Linked DNA regions of Homo sapiens: regions 1, 2, 3, 4 and 5 are each linked to region 6. Evidence: chromatin contacts called from ENCODE Hi-C data. All regions are on one chromosome and are shown on one strand. Each heading gives the region's core, a stretch centred on a gene start or an enhancer-like site at or near the end of the contact. The rest is flanking DNA. Distances are from core to core; before and after follow the strand shown.

What was found. Hi-C counts contacts between places; a loop is a spot of excess contacts on that map. Pooled maps may share reads with other maps.
Region 1: a loop to region 6 is called in a pooled map, with 8 times the contacts of the local background. The contact joins the promoter of PPP1R12A-AS1 here to the promoter of RLIG1 in region 6. A Hi-C loop is called at or near these places in 3 of 50 pooled maps.
Region 2: a loop to region 6 is called in a pooled map, with 11 times the contacts of the local background. The contact joins the promoter of CCDC38 here to the promoter of RLIG1 in region 6. A Hi-C loop is called at or near these places in 4 of 50 pooled maps.
Region 3: a pooled map shows a loop between it and region 6 (19-fold over the local background). The contact joins the promoter of LTA4H here to the promoter of RLIG1 in region 6. A Hi-C loop is called at or near these places in 6 of 50 pooled maps.
Region 4: a pooled map shows a loop between it and region 6 (12-fold over the local background). The contact joins the promoter of NDUFA12 here to the promoter of RLIG1 in region 6. A Hi-C loop is called at or near these places in 5 of 50 pooled maps.
Region 5: a loop to region 6 is called in a pooled map, with 4 times the contacts of the local background. The contact joins the promoter of USP44 here to the promoter of RLIG1 in region 6. A Hi-C loop is called at or near these places in 2 of 50 pooled maps.

What each region holds. Positions count from the first base shown.
Region 1 is chr12:79,933,857-79,936,556 of GRCh38, forward strand. PPP1R12A-AS1 (PPP1R12A antisense RNA 1) reads left to right here and starts at 1,425. Exons shown (of 2, transcript NR_146535.1): 1 at 1,425-1,698. PPP1R12A (protein phosphatase 1 regulatory subunit 12A) reads right to left here and starts at 1,241. Exons shown (of 25, transcript NM_002480.3): 1 at 839-1,241. The coding sequence starts at 1,075. RefSeq lists enhancers at 61-626, 427-486, 627-1,190, 827-1,126, 1,173-1,467 and 1 more and a silencer at 657-746.
Region 2 is chr12:95,941,247-95,944,086 of GRCh38, forward strand. CCDC38 (coiled-coil domain containing 38) reads right to left here and starts at 1,368. Exons shown (of 16, transcript NM_182496.3): 1 at 1,185-1,368. It overlaps AMDHD1 (amidohydrolase domain containing 1), which reads left to right and starts at 2,085. Exons shown (of 9, transcript NM_152435.3): 1 at 2,085-2,289. The coding sequence starts at 2,153.
Region 3 is chr12:96,034,142-96,037,141 of GRCh38, forward strand. LTA4H (leukotriene A4 hydrolase) reads right to left here and starts at 1,446. Exons shown (of 19, transcript NM_000895.3): 1 at 1,220-1,446. The coding sequence starts at 1,378. It overlaps TRD-GTC2-8 (tRNA-Asp (anticodon GTC) 2-8), which reads left to right and starts at 1,880; the gene lies at 1,880-1,951. RefSeq lists enhancers at 545-634, 1,225-1,644, 2,085-2,134, 2,155-2,204 and a silencer at 1,075-1,174.
Region 4 is chr12:95,002,130-95,004,990 of GRCh38, forward strand. It overlaps NDUFA12 (NADH:ubiquinone oxidoreductase subunit A12), which reads right to left and starts at 1,568. Exons shown (of 4, transcript NM_018838.5): 1 at 1,466-1,568; 2 at 610-692. The coding sequence starts at 1,551. RefSeq lists enhancers at 1,199-1,826, 1,291-1,690.
Region 5 is chr12:95,549,839-95,552,834 of GRCh38, forward strand. USP44 (ubiquitin specific peptidase 44) reads right to left here and starts at 1,638. Exons shown (of 6, transcript NM_032147.5): 1 at 1,434-1,638.
Region 6 is chr12:88,034,236-88,037,112 of GRCh38, forward strand. It overlaps RLIG1 (RNA 5'-phosphate and 3'-OH ligase 1), which reads left to right and starts at 1,301. Exons shown (of 7, transcript NM_001009894.3): 1 at 1,301-1,503. The coding sequence starts at 1,414. LOC107984542 (a long non-coding RNA gene) reads right to left here and starts at 1,261. Exons shown (of 3, transcript XR_007063395.1): 1 at 1,179-1,261; 2 at 1-112.

The DNA.
Region 1 (2,700 bases), core at 175-2,674, 8.1 Mb before region 6:
CCCAAAAGAAAAACCAGAGCTTGGTAACCGGCTTTGAAAAGAGTGTCCCCTATTTATTCTTCTCTTTCTAACACCAGTGCACACCCGAGGACCTGGGGCTCAAGGATCTCTGACACTGCGGCAAACTTCGAGTATCAGACTCAACACGTTCCGGTCCGGAGGTGGGCAAGCCCTTTAGAGGGCTTCCTTACTCTACCCACTTCCATCCCCTTCCTTTCAGCCGGTGCAGATCAGCTAATTACACCCTGTTTTCCCCTCCCCAGTGACCAAGAGTAATAAATGAGAAAACAGGAAATCGTTCGTTCAGGGCACTCGGCTTAGGGCTCTAGATTACTATTATTATCATCATTTGTAATCAAGTCCTAAAAAGTGCAACAAATCCAATGCCCACCTACAAGTCAAAGATGTTCATCTGCCTAACCGTCCGTAATGCCCCTTGTTAGTTTTCTTCCTTCAGCATCCACCCCTCCGAATATACCACTGACACCGGGGCCCAGGCACAACCCCACTACACCCCTCCTTGTCTCGACCCCAAATCCCAGACTTATCCACGAATGGCCCTGGGGCCCCAAACGACCACAGTTCCTTTTCCCCTATGCCCCGGAAATCACCCGGTTCCCAACTCCACCAGCAACTGTTCTGAAGGGGGGCCTCAAGCCCAGCGCCCTCCCTTCCACCAGCTCTCCCTCCCGCCCTCTGGGGAAACCGCCCCCTCACCCCGCAGCAGGGAGTCTCCCGCCGCCCCCAGCCTCAAGAGGTGGAGAACTGAGGGCAGGCCCGAGCAGGAGGCCGACGAGAACCCTCACGGTCAGGAGAGCCGGCGGCGGGGCGCACAGACCTGGTGCAGGGCAGTGAGTCCGTCCACATTGGCGTAATTGATGTCGGCGCCGCGGTGCAGCAGCTTGAGGACCTCGTCCGTGTCGCCGCTGGAGCAAGCAGCCAGGAAGACGGCGCCATCGTCGAACTTCACCTTGGTCTTCTGGCGCTTCACCACCGGAGGCTCGAGGTCCGTCTCGGAGCCGATCCAGCGTTTCAGCTGCTCGTTCCGCTTCTGCTTCGCGTCCGCCATCTTCATCCCCTCTCCTGCCGCCGGGTCTTCTTATCGCGAGGGGGGGAAGGGGGAGGCGGAGAGGGAAGAGAGGGGAGGCAGGGGGTGTGTGAATGTTTCTATGAGTGCGGGCCAGAGGAGGGCTGGGAACCCGGAGCCGACGCTCGAGACTTCCAGTATCCCACAGAGCACTGGGGCGGCGCACCCGGCCGAGCGGACCTCCCTTCCTACCACAGAAGCCCTCCCGCCCCCAGCACGGCCACCCGTCACCGGCGGCCAATCTAACGTAACTTCGCGAGATCCGGACTGGGAGGCGCCCTTCGACCAGTGCGCATGCGCCCTGGGCCTGTGCCCGCCCCAGGAAGAGCGCTCCCGCGAACTGCGGCGGTGGTGGCTGGGCCACCAGAGGGAAGCGGGTGTGGCCCAGGCAGCGGGGGCTGGGACAGACCTGGAAAGGAGGAAGCGGGGAAGGAAGGTTGTCCTGTCGGGCTGGGGGCTCCCGGGAATCCGGAGGCCAGCAGTGGAACCGCAAGGCTCTACAGGGCAGATCTGCCTCCCGTGCTGTCTCAGCTACGCCGAGTCGTTGGCTCAGGGCGGAGGATTTTCCTATTGGCCGCGTTATTTGAATGGAATGGAGGATAGGTCGTGAAGTAGGTGCTGCTGGTTGATCTTTCTAAGGAACTCAGATGAACTTGGGCATGTCAGAATTAATAACCTTTTAAAAGTGGGGTCTGTGTGGCCGAGGGTTTTAATGGTAAGTTCTTGAGGTGACCACCTATTGACAAGGGTTGACCTGCTGTAATTGCTGTGGCTTCCTGCCAACCCCCACTTTAGAAATGTTTTTCTTCCTCTCTTTACTTGTTTTGTTTTGCTTTCTCTCACGCTTGGGTTCTCTTCTTTCTTCCTTCAGTGCTTTAAGCCTGTCTCGTACTACCCATGAGCTTAGCTCAGCCTGATTACTGGTCCTTACCTTTTAAGGGATTTCTGGTTACAGCTCCATCTCTTTCTAAGGAGGGGTAAAGACCTAGCTGCGTCTAGCATTTAAACGGAACGTTAAGGAAGGCAATTAATTCAACCACTATTTATTGAATACCTACTATGAGCCAGTAACTGTACTAGGCACTGAAGATACAATGAAAAATATGACATTTATTTGAACCACCTCTTGAGTTCAGTCGCCCAAACAAGACTAATTTATCATCGTCATAAAAAAAAGACTTTAACTTTGCCTTGTATGACCACACGCGCACACACATAGGATTTGTAATACTGATGTCTTATGAGCCATCTATCTACAATCTCCACCAATTGATTTTACTGAACACTGCATTGTTACCATCCACTACTATTTTTAGAGCATTTAGAAAAGCCAAGATAAAAACCACAAAACCTTACCATGGAAGTTTAGGGGTCATCTAGACAGAGTCCCTCAAGAACTAATTAATTTACTTAATTTTACCCAGAAGTAGGATTAGAATTCACTCAGCAAATACTATGCACCTGTTCTGGGTCAGGCATTGTTCTAGGTGCTGGAGATAGAGCAGTGAACAAATAAGCTTTTCTTACTCTCAGCATGATGCCTTTTCCAGTGGACTACTTCACAGCCTATCATATTGAGAAATAAAATAATTGAGTAAAACGTGATTAGGAAA
Region 2 (2,840 bases), core at 118-2,617, 7.9 Mb after region 6:
TGAAGTCAGGAGAGGAACTATACTATTGGCTGAAATCTAATCTTTAACTTAATTGGCCAGGAAGACAAATAGCAGGATTAAAACACACGAATAATAGTAATAATACCTATTACTTGTTTAGAGCTGGGCACTGGGCTAAGTGATTTATGTTTTATTTTATTTAAAACTCAGACAAGCCCATAAAGTAGAAACAGCTCTCCCTATGATGAGGATGAGAAAACGAGGCTTCGAGAAATTACTGTAAAGAAATTCCCCAAGGTCAAACAGCTTATAGGAAACAGAACTCAGACTAAGACAAGTTTATTGAACCCTATTTTTCTATAATTTTAACCCATCCTTTATACATACAATTGCATAGTTCTGCAAATATGCCTAAAATTGCAAAATGTAACTGATTAAAGTCTTCAGCAGAAATTTTATAATAGAAAATTTTAATATTTCTCTGTGAATTAGTGACTTTATGTGTTTCTATTCCCCACTATTTCTACTTCTCTTTTTAAAGACATAGAAATATATGTATGTATAAACTTTTTAAAAGCTATGCACACACACACACAAACAACCTGTTTGTGATTGTGTATATGAGCTGTGAATAATCTTCTGATGCCCCCTCCCCCCCACCCTTAGGGTCTCTTTCACTCACATTGTCTATATATTTTCCAATTTTTATCTTTCTCTTTCCTAACTGATCTCTCTTTTATAGGCCATAATATGAAGCTAAATTATATTCTTATTTATCGTGGTCATCTAAAGGAGTGTTTGCTTTCTGTTCCAGGTTTTTTTAATGAGACTAAATTAACTTTTATATTTTGTGGGTTTGCAGGCTTAGTCTGCTTTTATAGTATATTATTTGTGTCCACATCTATCACTTTTATTGTAAAGTCTTTACTGGGCAGGGAAAGCGCCTTTCCTATCTTTGTATGTTCCACAAGACTTAACACAGAGCTTGTGATAAACATGAATAAACGAAATCAAGTAATTAAGGACTCAAAAGCCTGGGCCTGGCAGTGTTTCCATAGCAATTGGTAGCAGGAAGCGACGAGGCTGAGAATCACAGACCATCTTCCATAAACTTGATTCTGTCTCCAATTTTGGTCGCAAGTTGCTTGTAGGCCCACCAGACACAGCTGAGGGGTGGGAGGGGGCATGCGGAGGGGCGGACACTGAGCTGAAACCTATTTTACCTCAGCGAGTTTGGATCCAGGAGCCTTTCCAACCTATCGTTCGGGAAGGCGTTGTGGGAAAAGTGGGCGGAGGTGCCAATCGATCCTCCAGTCTCGGCTCTATCCTCCCCCAGCCCGGTTCCCGGTCATCTCAGGGACCGTCTGGTAGCTGATCCCGGAACGCAGCTGGCCAACGGATAAGTGCGGGGCACCCGCCACCCGCGCGGACCCAGGAGCACCTCCCCTACCGCATCCCCCTCCTCCCCACCCCCAGGTTCCCTCGGCTCGCGGCCCTCCGCGTCCCGGGCTCCCGCCCCAGAACCTGTGGGCAGATGTTTCCTCCACGCAGTACCCTCCCGGGGCTCTGCCTCCAGGCTCGCGTCCCAGCACCCTAGGCAGAGGTTTCCCCCACTCTGTCCTCTCCCGGGGCTCTACCTCCAAGCTCCCGTCCCTGCCCCTGGGCACAGCTTTCCCCTACTCTGCCCTCTCCAGGAGCGCTATCTCCAGGCTCCCACCCCAACCCCCCGGGCAGAGGTTTCCCCCATGGCCCCCCTTCCGGGGCTCTACCCCAGGTTCCGGTCCCTCACTCCCGAACACTCCGGGTGCCCTCACCCAGCCAACCCTTGACGCGCTTCCACATACCACGTGATCCACACAGCTCACTTTGATCTCTCGGGGTGACCAAGCTTAAGTTTCCTTATCTGAAAAGTAGGGACACTAGTCTCCATCTCGTTTACTCGGGATGGGACAAGACGACCAAAAAAGAGAGGATTCCTCATCAGGTTTATTACTCGTTGCCATTCTTGCAATGATTACCGCCCCCGTTGCTGTGGTTGGGGGAGGCGAGCAAAGGGCAGCGGCTGCGAGCGCCCGCCCCCGCCCCACCCTCCCAGCCCCGGACAGCGCAGGCTGCGGCTTTTCGTCCTCCACTGAGTCCTGCCGGTGGCCCGAGCCCGGTGGCCTCCCGGCGACCCTCGGCGCGAGGCGACATGGCAAGCGGCCACAGCCTCCTGCTGGAGAACGCGCAGCAAGTGGTGCTGGTGTGCGCCCGCGGCGAGCGCTTCCTGGCGCGGGATGCGCTGCGCAGCCTGGCGGTGCTGGAAGGCGCCAGCCTGGTGGTGGGCAAGTAAGTGGCCGGGCGCGCAGGGTGGGGACCGCCACGGGCGGAGCTGGCCGCTCTTCCTCTCACTGTGCACTCTGGAGGGAAACAACGCCGTGAAAGCGTCCCTGCACAGAGATACACGGGCAAGCCAGCCTTTGGGGTACCTGTTGCTAACACGCTCTGCTGCTTGGGGTTGTCATTCCGTCCAAAGAGCTCAGAGAGGAACACCCCATTGGAACGCATCAGGGTCCTGCCTCTGCTGGTAAAATATCACTGTCCAACCATCAGAAGGGGTTGAGGTCCTCCCCAGTGCTTCTTAAAGGGAGGCCAGAAGACCACCTTTGTCAGGGTGGCCTGTGGTTATTTTATTCTTACGGCAGATTTCTGATTCCACCTGCGTCCCCCACTCCCTATCCCTAGAATTTTAGAATCAGCATCACTGGGGCTGGAGTTCTGAGACCTGAATTTTTCAAAAGTACCTTTCACATCCTCGTGATCTCGTACACTAAAGCTTTAGAACCACGGAGAACATTTAGACGATAATGGCCCTGAGTGATAATAAATCAAGATTTGAC
Region 3 (3,000 bases), core at 196-2,695, 8.0 Mb after region 6:
CAATTCTTATCTGCCCGATCTGATCTGATTGCTTATTGATGTGCTTTAGTAGATTTCACCATGCTACACTGTGTAAAATACACATGTAGCATCCTGCCCTGGTGAAGAAGCCGAATTTGGCTGTCTTTTCATGACCCTCTTATTTTTAAAATGATCTTCTATGAAATTCTTCAGGTGAAAGGTACCTTCAGATGAAAGGTATAAACCAAATACTATTGGGCAATTTGAGCAAGAACATTAAATATAGGTTATGATACAGATAAAATCATTGAATAATATTCCATGAATCTACAACCTTTCTTCATTCCAATGGTTATAGAGTTTGTAGAAGTATGTGTTTTCTAAGTGAAATAACTACTTGGCTCCTTGGAACCAACTATTAAAAAAGCGTATTGAATCATCCTTAGAAAATTTGAACGTCCCATCCGTTCTTAAATTATTAGAAGAAAGTTGATAAGATTAAAAAGTAGAAAGGACCCTGAAGAGAGAGAGCTGCGCCTAGAGTTAGCAAGCAGGGACTGTTAGTTTCAAAGTAGGGCGGAAAGAAGAGGCCTGCCCGGCCGGGGCTGGAAATCCTAAGAGGCTTGAGAACGACTAGCAGGGAGATCCAGGGAACTAGGAGGGAGACGGATGGGTGGTGCCCTGCAGACCTGTGGATTGAAATAAGTGTTCCCGGGAGGCAACCGTGGGATCAGGGATCGACAGGACATGGGATCTGAGACTTGGGTGAGATTGTTGACTGAGGAAGGTGCCCAGGGGGCTGGGAAAAGTCTGGGGCCTGAAGAAGGGGGTTCTGGGCCGCAGGCCGAAGCAATGGGGAGGCCATGGAGTAATTAGAGCCAGGAACTAAAATTATGGGGGCTACTGCAAAGATGACACCTAAGGGCTGGGTGAGTTGAGAGGAGTGGACGAGGCGCTGGATGTGCCCAGGGACCTCGGAGAGAGGATCCAGGCGAGGGGCGGAGGAGACATACGTATAAGTGGGGGCTGAGGGAAGGGATGCAGAGGCGTAAGCGGGGTTGAGAAGGGGTGCTGTGAGAGATCTGGGGGCTGAAGTGCACAACATGAGTTGGATGGAGGCTACAGAAGAGCAGACGGGGACGTGGGGCTAGGCAGGGGCCGCGGCGGGGTGAGCCGGAGATCCGGGAGCCCGCAAGGACTAGGGTCGAGGGGCAGGGAGCCCGGGAGAGGCGGGCACTGGGCAGGCGCCCCACTGTACCAGGCTGCGCAGATTGTCCTCCTGAGACTGGACCGTGAGAGCAGCAGTCCCGGTCAGCGTCCGGCGAGTAAAGTCGACGCTGCAGCGCAGGTGCAGGTGCTTGGTCCGGCAGACGGAAGCCGGAGAGGCCAACGAACAGGTATCCACTATCTCGGGCATGGCTCTGGGGGATCACACAGCACAGCGACCTACAGCCCAACGCTCAGCTACCAGACTCGTCGATAGAGAACCTGAGGAGGAGGGAGAGAGGTAAAGAAGAGGAGGAGGGATTCGCGGTGCACGCCGGGAAAGGAAGTTTCTTAAAGTCAGACGAGCGTTGGGGGATGGGTGAAGGAACTACAAGTTCCATGGTGCCGCGCGGCAAGCGGGCGCTTGGCTACCTGGGAGCGTGTGTGTTAGGGATGTTGAGGGGGACCAAGCGTGCTCCTGGAGCTGAAGAAGAGGAGGGGAGTAGGGGCAGTTAGAAGGGTGGCCGAAGGGAAATGATGAGAATGGAGGGGGAGATAAAACTGAACACTACCATTTTGGCTCTGTTCAACTTTCGTGGAAGCTGTGGTGGCAAACGTAAGAAAATCAGGTTCATTGGTGTTTGCATATAGCGAGGGCGGGGCGGAGCAAAAACGTAGAAAAGGCCTATCAGAAGGCTTTCTTTCGTGCGGTTCCTCGTTAGTATAGTGGTGAGTATCCCCGCCTGTCACGCGGGAGACCGGGGTTCGATTCCCCGACGGGGAGGCACAGTAATTGTTTTTTGTTTTTAGCTGTAAGTAATTCAAGGTTTAAACAGTTGTTTTGTCAGTTTCAGTGTTTATTATGTATATCCCCAGAACCTGCATCTCTCAAACGGAGAAAGCCAACATTCCCATCTTAGAAACTAATGAATTTCTATAAAAGTTATGCACTGGTCGCAATGGGAGTACAGAGCTGGGACATCTAGCTCAGCTCTGGGGCCTTTGTGGCAGGTGAAGGAGGATTGAAGGATGCCTTGCCTTTAGGGTGGGGCCTCAAAATTAAAACTGGAAAAATTGGAAGAGGCTAGGTTTCGAAGGACCTTAAATAGGTGGCCTTTTAATCCTGGGTGCATTAATGGGGGACCCACTGAAGAGTTTTCAGCAGGCGACTGATAAAGCATGGTCAGACTCATGTTATAAAATGCGGTATCAAAACCATTAGCAGGAGATTTAGGAAACTATTAAAATGGCTCAATCAGAAGATGCTGGGGGCCTGACATAGGTAAGTAGTAAGTTAGGATAGAGAGGAAGGAATGAATAGAAGGAATACTTATATAAGTGGATTCACAGATTGAGAGGAGACGAAGGTGGCCCAGGCTTTCGGCTTCAGTGGCTGGCTAGTCATTAACCAGAGGTAGTAGTCTATATGAAGAGGACAGTATGTTAGGCTGTACTTGCATTGCTATAAATACCTGAGACTGGGAAGAAAAGGGGTTTAATTGGTTTACAGTTACGCAGGCTGTACAGGAAGCATAGCTCCAGTATGCTTCCAGGTAGGCCTCAGGAAGCTTACAATCATGGCAGAAGGTGAAGAAGGGGCAGGCCTCTACATGGCCCGAGCAAGAGCAAGAGATTGCGGGGCCGGTGCCACACACTTAAACAATCAGATCCCACAAGACACTGTGGCGAGGACAGCACCAGGCCATGAGGGCTCTGCCCCCGTGACCCAAACACCTCCCACCAGGCCCTACCTCCAACACTGGAGATTATAATTCAACATGAGATTTGGTAGGGACATATATTCAAACTAAATCAGACAGATTTAAGGGGAAG
Region 4 (2,861 bases), core at 318-2,817, 7.0 Mb after region 6:
TTGGGATTTATCAGCTTGAAAAATACTCAAGGCTGGACGCAGTGGCTCACGCCTGTAATCCCAGCACTTTGGGGGGCCAAGGCGGGTGGATCACGAGGTCAGGAGTTCAAGACCAGCCTGGCCAATATGGTGAAACCCCATCTCTACTAAAAAATACAAAAATTAGCCGGCCATGGTGGCGCCCGCCTGTGGTCCCAACTACTCAGGCAGGCTGAGGCAGGAGAATCGCTGGAACCCAGGAGGTGGAGGTTGCAGTGAGCCGAGATCGCGCTACTGCACTCCAGCCTGGCCGACAGAGACTCCATCTCAAAAAAAAAAAAAAAAAAAAAAAAAAAGAACAAAAACACTTCAAAATTTGATAGGTGAAAAATATATAACACTGTTTTTAAAGTTGCATTTCTGTTGTTACAAGTGAGAATGAGCATTTTTCCATACCTTCATTGGCTGTTTACTTTTCTTTTTTCTGTAAATTATCTTTTTTCATTTTCTATTGAGTTTTTCATCCTTTTCCAGGTGTTTTGTAAAAGCTCATTGCATAATATGGAAAATAGACTCAAATCAAATCCCAATCCCAATCCAATTATTCATACTAAAAAATACTGCACTCACCAAAAAATTGCTTGTTGTCTTCATAGTATTTGTTTCCATATTTGTCTTCCCCCACTAATGTACCAACCTTCGCATCATTTGTCCTGTGAATACCCAAAAGAAAACAGACATTTTAGAATGATTCTTAGTTCAAAACATAAACGGAAATAAAGTGAGAGTAACAACTTTCAGACACAAGGGCTGCTGCATCAACTAGCAAAATGAAGAAGTGCTGGGGATGGGAAAAGATGAATTGACAACTGATGTGCTCAAATTACACTAAAAATATAAATGTAGTCTCTTCAGATTACAGGACTACTTGTATCTACTATCCCTCAGCCAGGAGGCACTGGAATTAGCAAAACCTTTAGGAAATCAAAAAGCCAAAGTATTTCATCTTCTTACAATGATACGAAGGTCTCCAGGCTCTTTCATTCCACTCTGGGTCTCCATTTAGGTTTCTGCGAAACTATGCTGCTCGTGGGATCAGTGAATGTCAGGAAGAGAAGGGACCATCATTATTACCTTCAACGCCTTACAGACAAGGAACTGTACGGCAGTGCAGGGAAAAAAACTTTACCAGGGTCACTGAGTTAATGTCTTGTAATCCTCATTACTCTCCAGGGCGTGGGAAAAGAGGGGAGCCCAGATGCCCTTGCCTCCGAGTCACAGCTCTGACTCTACAGATAGCTTCGGTCTTGTATCGGGGATATATGGGACAGAGACCAGCCTGGGGGTGGCAAGGCAGAGATTGGGGCGGTTGTCCTTGACAAGAGCTGTGGATTCTCCAAGGTGACCCGAGCCTGGGACCCCTTCCAAGAAATCAGCCAGCGAAAGTCCAGCCCCAGAGGCCAAGAGCATGGCTCTGGCCGCCTACCTGAAAAAAACCCGTAGATAGCCTCGGAGACCGCCGTGGCCGGTGATCTGCTGCAGCCCGCGTTTCAGGACCTGCACTAACTCCATCTTGCCTCGCTGGCCCCGCCTCCCGGGTGCGCCGAGCAAAACCCACCGGATGGAAGCTGCCACTCAGCCGCAGGAAGCCCACGCCCAGAAGGTTCTCACGCGAACGCCAGACGTGGTGGCTCTGCGCGTGCGCAGAGCTAGGTCTTGCCTACGCGGTCATGTTCTGGCTTCCCAAGTAGGCAGAATTGGTTTCCCCTGGAAGCAAAGGTACCTTAAAATTTAGTTTTCAGAGGTTAAATCTAGAAGGCGGGCATATGCTGGAAAGCTCACCTACACGAGGCTTTCTCACACGGGGATTCCCCCTTTGGGAATTTCAGTTTCCTCATCTAAAAATAATTGGCTCTGGTGGGCGCGGTGGCTCACTGTTGTAATCCCAGCACTTTGGGAGGCCGGGTAGGGAGGATCGTTTGAGCCCAGGAGTTCGAGACCAGCCTCGCCAACACAGCGAGAATTCTGTCTCTACAAAAAAAAAAAAAAAATTAAAAATTAGCTGGATGTGGTGGCGCGTGCCCGTAGTCCCAGCTACTCGGTAGGCTGAGGCTTAGATGGGAGCATCGCTTGAGCCTAAAAAATTTCAATATTACTTCATTTGTTAACCACAATTCTTCTACAAAGAGAAACCTCCCTTCAACTATTTGGCTCCTGAGATACAATTAATGTAGGAAAGGCAGTATGGGTGCTTGATTCTCTTACTTTTTTTTTGTTTTTTAATTTTAGAGACAGGCTCTCTGTCACCCAGGCTGAAATACAGTGGTGTGATCATAGCTCACTGCAGCCTCAAACTCCTGTGCTCAAGCAGTCCTCCCATTTAAGTAAGTGCCACCACCCCTGGCTAATTTTTTTTTTTTTAGAGATGGGCATCTTGTTATGTTGCCCAGGTTGGTTTTGAACTCTGGCCTCAAGTGATCCTCCTGCCTCAGCCTCTCAAAATGCTGGGATTACAGGTGTAAGCCACCACACCCAGCCGATTCTTTCCCTTATGTGTGTTTTCAAAATAACAATTTAGTTCCCTAGCTTTTTTTTTTTTTTTTTGGTAGTGGTGGTTAAAAACACAAAATATAAAATTTACCATTTTAACCATTTTTAAGTGTACAGTAGTGTTAACCACATGCACATTGTTGCGCAACAGATCTCTAGAACTTATTCTTCTTGCAAAACAGAAACTTTATATCCATGGAACAACTTTTTCCTCTTTCTCCATCCCCTGCCAACCACCATTCTACTTCTGTTTCTAAGAGTTTAACTACTTTAGATACTTCATATAAGTAGAATCATGAGGTGTTTGTCTTTTAGGACCTGGCTTATTTCAC
Region 5 (2,996 bases), core at 388-2,887, 7.5 Mb after region 6:
GAAGGAGCGGCACAGGATTCTAACTAACAGGAAATGGCTAATTAAGGTCTGACATAGAGGCCGGGCGCAGTGGCTCACGCCTGTAATCACAGCACTTTGGGAGGCCAAGGCGGGTGGATCACCTGAGGTCAGGAGTTCGAGAGCAGCCTGGCCAACATAGTGAAACCCTGTCTCTACTAAAAATACAAAAATTATCCGGGCCTGGTGGCGGGCACCTGTAATCCCAGCTACTCGGTAGGCTGAGACAGGACAATCGCTTGAACCCAGGAGGCGGAGGTTGTGGTGAGCCTAGATCCACAATTGCACTCAAGCCTGGGCAGCAACAAGAGCGAAACTCCGTCTCAGAAAAAAAAAAAAAAAAAAAAAATCTGATATAACACAGGAAGTTCTTATGTTAACAAAATAGATACAAAATAGCAACAATGTCTAATCAATTCATGTTTGAAAAAAATACCAAATATGTACATTAAGGTTACAACTGCATAAAATGTAGTCATGCAAATAAAGATTAAAGGGATGAATTTGCATAGTTTAATACTCATTTTGTTCTTTTTTCTATATATTTAAGTGCATAATAATTCTGATTCAATAATGACCCCAGTGCACTTCTCCCACTCAAAACATCTAACCTCTATGTTGTACTTTTGCCCACCACCTGAATTTCTCAAATGCATTAAAAGCATTACATGAGGGCATCTCTTAAGATGAAATATTTAAAATTTAAGTATTTCTGGCATGCAATATGGTTTTTCCTGTAATTCCTTGAAAGCAAAATATTAATAATAGAAAAATCAAAACTCTTGCTTTCCTATTATAATGCCATAAAACCATTCTGGAAGGTCGTTTGGGAGATAGGAAGAGTCTTAGTTGCCTCCCTCTGATCTAGTAATTGGGCGGGGTCTTTTAAGGACTAAAATGATGTGAATAAATGAAGAGAAAAAGTGAAATGGGAAGAAAAGCAAAGGCAAGCTGTGTAAGGCATAGGTGGAGAGTGCTGAATAGTGTCTTCAATAAAATGCCTTAATACAATGATGTAAGCTAGGAAGAGGTGCGGAGTGGGAAGGGAAGAGGCTGGAGACAAATTCTCATTACTAGTGTTAGTAATTAAAGAGCAGATGTTTGTAGTTTAGCTTTTTCTTCATACTTATTACTACTTATTCAACTTTGAAATTTCCTCAGCTACCATTTTATTCATGATCTTCACTATCTAGGCCTAAATTATAGCATGCTCTAGCTCATTTCCTGAGCTCCAGAACCTCTCTATTGCAATTTTATTTTTACATAGCAATCATAGTCATTCTTCTCCTTAAATTTTCCTATTTGTTTTTTAACCCGTCTCATCGAATCTAAGCTTTTTACTGTAACATTAAAAAAAAGAAAAGAAAAAAGCCTCCTTCCCTGCCCACCTTCATCAATGATGTCCCCAAACTTACCTATTAAAACCTCAAAATCAGTCTTTCCCCAGGTCGGCCTTTGGATAACTCAGAGGTCAGTCCCTGCAGGATCGCCCAGTTTCCATCAGGGCAAATGCTGATCTCCTAAGTGAAAAGTCCTGGCGGCTGCCTCCAGTGCCCCCCTGCAAATCATTACAAATCAACCTCTTTCAGGTTTGGCTTAAACTCTCACCTCCTGGAAACTGCTTTCCTGAAGTCACAAACCGGGCGTGCAGATCCCCATCCCCCACCCCCAGCAGTGCATTATTATGCAGTCACTGCTTTTGTTCCGAGTTCTGAGCCTGCTTCTATTTGCATCGTAACCTCTTTGGGGGCCGGGACTGTGCACTTGCTCCCTTTCTATACCTCTCCACAGTTCCTAGTACCGGCCAAAAACACTGCTGAAATGCCTAATGAATCAACCAGAAGTTCCTTAGCATAATATAGGAGCGTGGAAGTGATGTTTAGGGGGGCTTCCCTTGCTTCCCTGATCCCCAGATGGAGAGAAATGGCAATTTGCCCTTCCAAGGTAAGCAGTTTCCTAAACCAGATAAAATTTTAACGATTCTGAAACCTAATGGATGTGTAACTACTCAATTCTGAGTTACTACACAAACAGTTTTGCCCTTTGTATCCTGAGAGAAAAGTACGAATGAATTAAAAGAAGACAAAACATTGTAAATTTCATAAACCTCAGAGTGGCTTTTTATGCTTTATGTCGATTTTTAGAATTTCCTAGTCCAGTCTTTCATGAATCGAAGAATATTTCAGGAATCATAATTGCAGACTAAAGAATTTATGAGCTTGTGAAATTTTAGGAATCACTTTTAAGACTTTTCAGAGTTTTACAGACAATGCTCTTACCTAATAACTAATATTCGCTTAACATTTTTTTCAACACCTAAATGCCTGGCACCATGCTAAGCATTGAGATATTCATAGCATTCATTTCAATGGTTATGAGGAGATGAAGGATTGAGCAGAGGAAGTGGGTAAAGAAACGCTAAATAACTCAGCCATAAACTTTTGATTAAGGTGTAGCAACACACTTCAGTTGAACTTTTTAAATGAGAGGAACCCAAACGACCTTAAATTTCTGGCAAATATGAAAGAAAGGAGTTGAGAAAAAAGGAGTATGGAAAAAAGAGCAGCAGATGTAAGCTATGGCCTTAGTGGAGGAAAGTGAGTAGAAGGGGCTTTAGAATTCGCCTTTTTTCTTTAATTCTAAGAATGAGGTTGGTAGCAGGTAAGGAAGGTAAATGCCAGCTGAGTAGATGGTACCAAAGTTGATTTGTTTTTAAAAGACCATTGTTTATTTGGTGGTCTGTCAGGGAAACTTGTACCTTGCAGGTGAATTTCCAACATAGGCCTACTGGAAACTGAAACCCTGAGCCCCAGGGTTTAGGTATAAATGGAAGCAAAATTGTGAAGTGAGTCCATTTCTCCCCCTTTTTAAACATAAACATCCACTCCACCTCCACCCTATACTCAGTTTTTCTTTTCTTTTCTTTTCTTTTTTTTTTTTTTTTTGAGACAGAGTCTCGCTCTGTCACCCAGGTTGGA
Region 6 (2,877 bases), core at 51-2,550:
ACTATAATATGCTAAAAAGTTTCTGGTTCCAACAGCACACAGCCAGCATCAGGTGTTTTCTTTTTTGATAAATGCAGGCGGGGTGTGATGTGGGAGAACATTTTGTGTTTTCCTGTGAGAAAAAGATAGTAGAAAAGAAAGTAAACACTTTGAAATGGCAAATCTCTTTCTTCCTCCCTCCCCTCTGAATCCAGTAATCAAAAAACTGTGAACTTTTTTTAAATTTTATTTTTTTTCACTGTCAGTATTCAATATAACTGTGAACTTTTTAAAGGAAGATGTTTTATTCTTTGAGAACCCCCTTACTAGTTAGATACCTCTAAGTGAGATATAGTTGTTTAATTTTTCCAAGGGCTAAGTCAGTAACATGCTGGACAGTTGAGTACATGCAGATAAGACAAAGAAATGAGACCTGGGCCTAGTCCAAGCCCATAAAGGATGGCAGTAAAGTCAAAATTCCCCTACAACTTCAGGCTAGGAACTACTACATTCAATGAGATGGAAAGGCTACTATTCCTAAATATTTAGTATTTATTTTATTTAGTCATTGTCCATCTTATCACTTACCCTCAAAATATTCTTTTGAGCAGTAAGTTAAGGCTGTTTTTAGCTCGCAGTTGATTGACTACCATTACTCAAGCCATTTGGGCTGTTGGAGCTCACCTTTAATTAAACAAGATTCTTATGAAAAACTTGAGAATGAAATCTGGTTGTAGGTATTCCTGTACTTTTGGATTAGTCTAAGGCTGAAATTTCGCACTCACTCCGAAAAGAACATCAGAATCATTTCGACCATGCTATGCTGCACAATAAGGAGTAGTTCAAACGACAACTTTTTTTGATCCCAGGTGTTTTATTATAGGGTTTTCTGATAGTCTTACCGGAAAGGAAGTTTTCATTCTGCTTGGGAATCTGGGGATGTCTCTAGCCATTTCTAAACTTCTACAGTGCTTCCCCCACGAACTAAAGATAACAGGCAAGCAGTTTCCATTGGAACTGTGTTAAATCGACATCTGAAATGTTCATTGCTTATAATTTGATCTTATTTAATTTCCCAAAAAATCATTAGTTACTAGGTATTGCTAAGTACCCACGTTCGGGAAACGCATCTTTTTTTTTTTTTTTTCACGGTTATTAAAACCGAGGGTGGGGGGCGGAGGACGCACGTGGGAACCCACCAGGCGCCTCAGCTTCTGCACTACAACTCCCAGAAGGCGCCGCGGCCAGGAAGCCGCTTCTGGACGGGCGTTCCCGCCCCTCGCTGGGCTTGGTAGTTGGGGCGCAGCCGCGGTGGCTGGGCGCGGAGTGTGCGTGGCCTGAGCCGTGCGGGTGACTGCTTCAGGGCTTCTCCGCGACTGGACCGGGCGCCGCTCGAAAGCACGCCCTCCATTCGCACTGCTTGTTGGGCTCATCATGAAGCGCTTGGGCTCCGTGCAGCGGAAAATGCCGTGTGTGTTTGTGACGGAGGTGAAAGAGGAGCCTTCCTCCAAAAGGGAGCATCAGGTACGGAGGAGCGCCGGGCAGGCTTGGCGGCCCGCGTGGGCTCCTCCCCGCGGCGCTGGCTCAGTGCGAACCCGGCGAGGGCGGCTGGGCGCTTTAGAACTGCCCTGCAGGCCAGGAACCTCTGTAGGTTTCCCTGGGGAGGTCTGGGGTGGGAGTTCCGTACGCCCTGAGCTCCAGGTTCTTGTACTTTTCTTAGTTGTGAGGGAGGGAATTTGCGAAAGAATTTTCCTTATCAGGAGATTCAAACTTGTCCTCGCAAGGAAATGGATAACTCACATCCACAGCATGTCCCTTCCTTTTCAGGTCAGCACCTTTTGGGGAAACCCCCTAATCAGGTAATTGCCACAGTCCAAGCTTTACTACTTTTCAAGAGTGCAGTAAGAAAGGGTGGATATTAGAAGACTTGCTTTACCTGTTCTGTCCGAACCAGTGGCGGTGTTGACAGTAGCCTAATTAGGTCACTGAAGTTCACACCTCATATTACCAGTAATTACTTAATTTATTCTAACTTTGGTGTTCTCAAGGTTTTCTGTTGCAGCAACGTGTTTTCCATAGTGTGCCCTCGGTAAATGCTAGTGAGTAACCTATATTTGGGTAATTTTTTCATATTGTACTATAAAACGTTGTAGTCTTTGATCAGTAGAATCCCCAGTGATTAGTTGGGTGCTTCCCAACTTTGCTGATTTCAAACAAAACCAACATGTCCATTGGAAATCCACCTCACTTGAGTTTCATCATTGGCACTGGCTTTCTCGTCTTCTGGACTAAAACTTGTTTAAGGCAAAGATTGCCCTGTTATCTTTAGTCCCAGCTTCTAGGACCTGGCACGTGGTAGGCACTGGATAAATATTTGTTGAATTAAAGAATGAACCCTGGAATCATTTCATGCCAGTTTTCCATTCACCTTGATGCTTTTTACCTTATAGCATCTGATCTTTTCCTGCTTTCTAGTGCTGTCACAGCTGTTACAGTTAATATTTCATGTCCTGCTCATTGCACCACCTAACTGGTCTTACTTGCCACTCAGACTGATCATCACCATGTTCTTTCCTCGTCAGAATACCACAGTTATTACTCAATGTTTGTAGCAGTAATTGGCTTTTTTTTTTAGCTGTAACAAATGTAATCCATATGAAACATTATCATCTGTTTTAGTATTTCACTCTACTGTGATTTTCAACTTCGTATGTTTGAGGGGAGTAGTTTGTGAAAGTATTCTCCACCAGGGAAAATAAGCAGCCCCTTCTCTTACCTCTCTGCAGTTAAGAACAGCTTACAGTATCGTTTATAGCATAGCATCCACATTCTTAATTATAATTCAGGGCCTCCCACTAATGAGGCTCAATCTACCTTCCATCGTCCTTAAAGTGGATT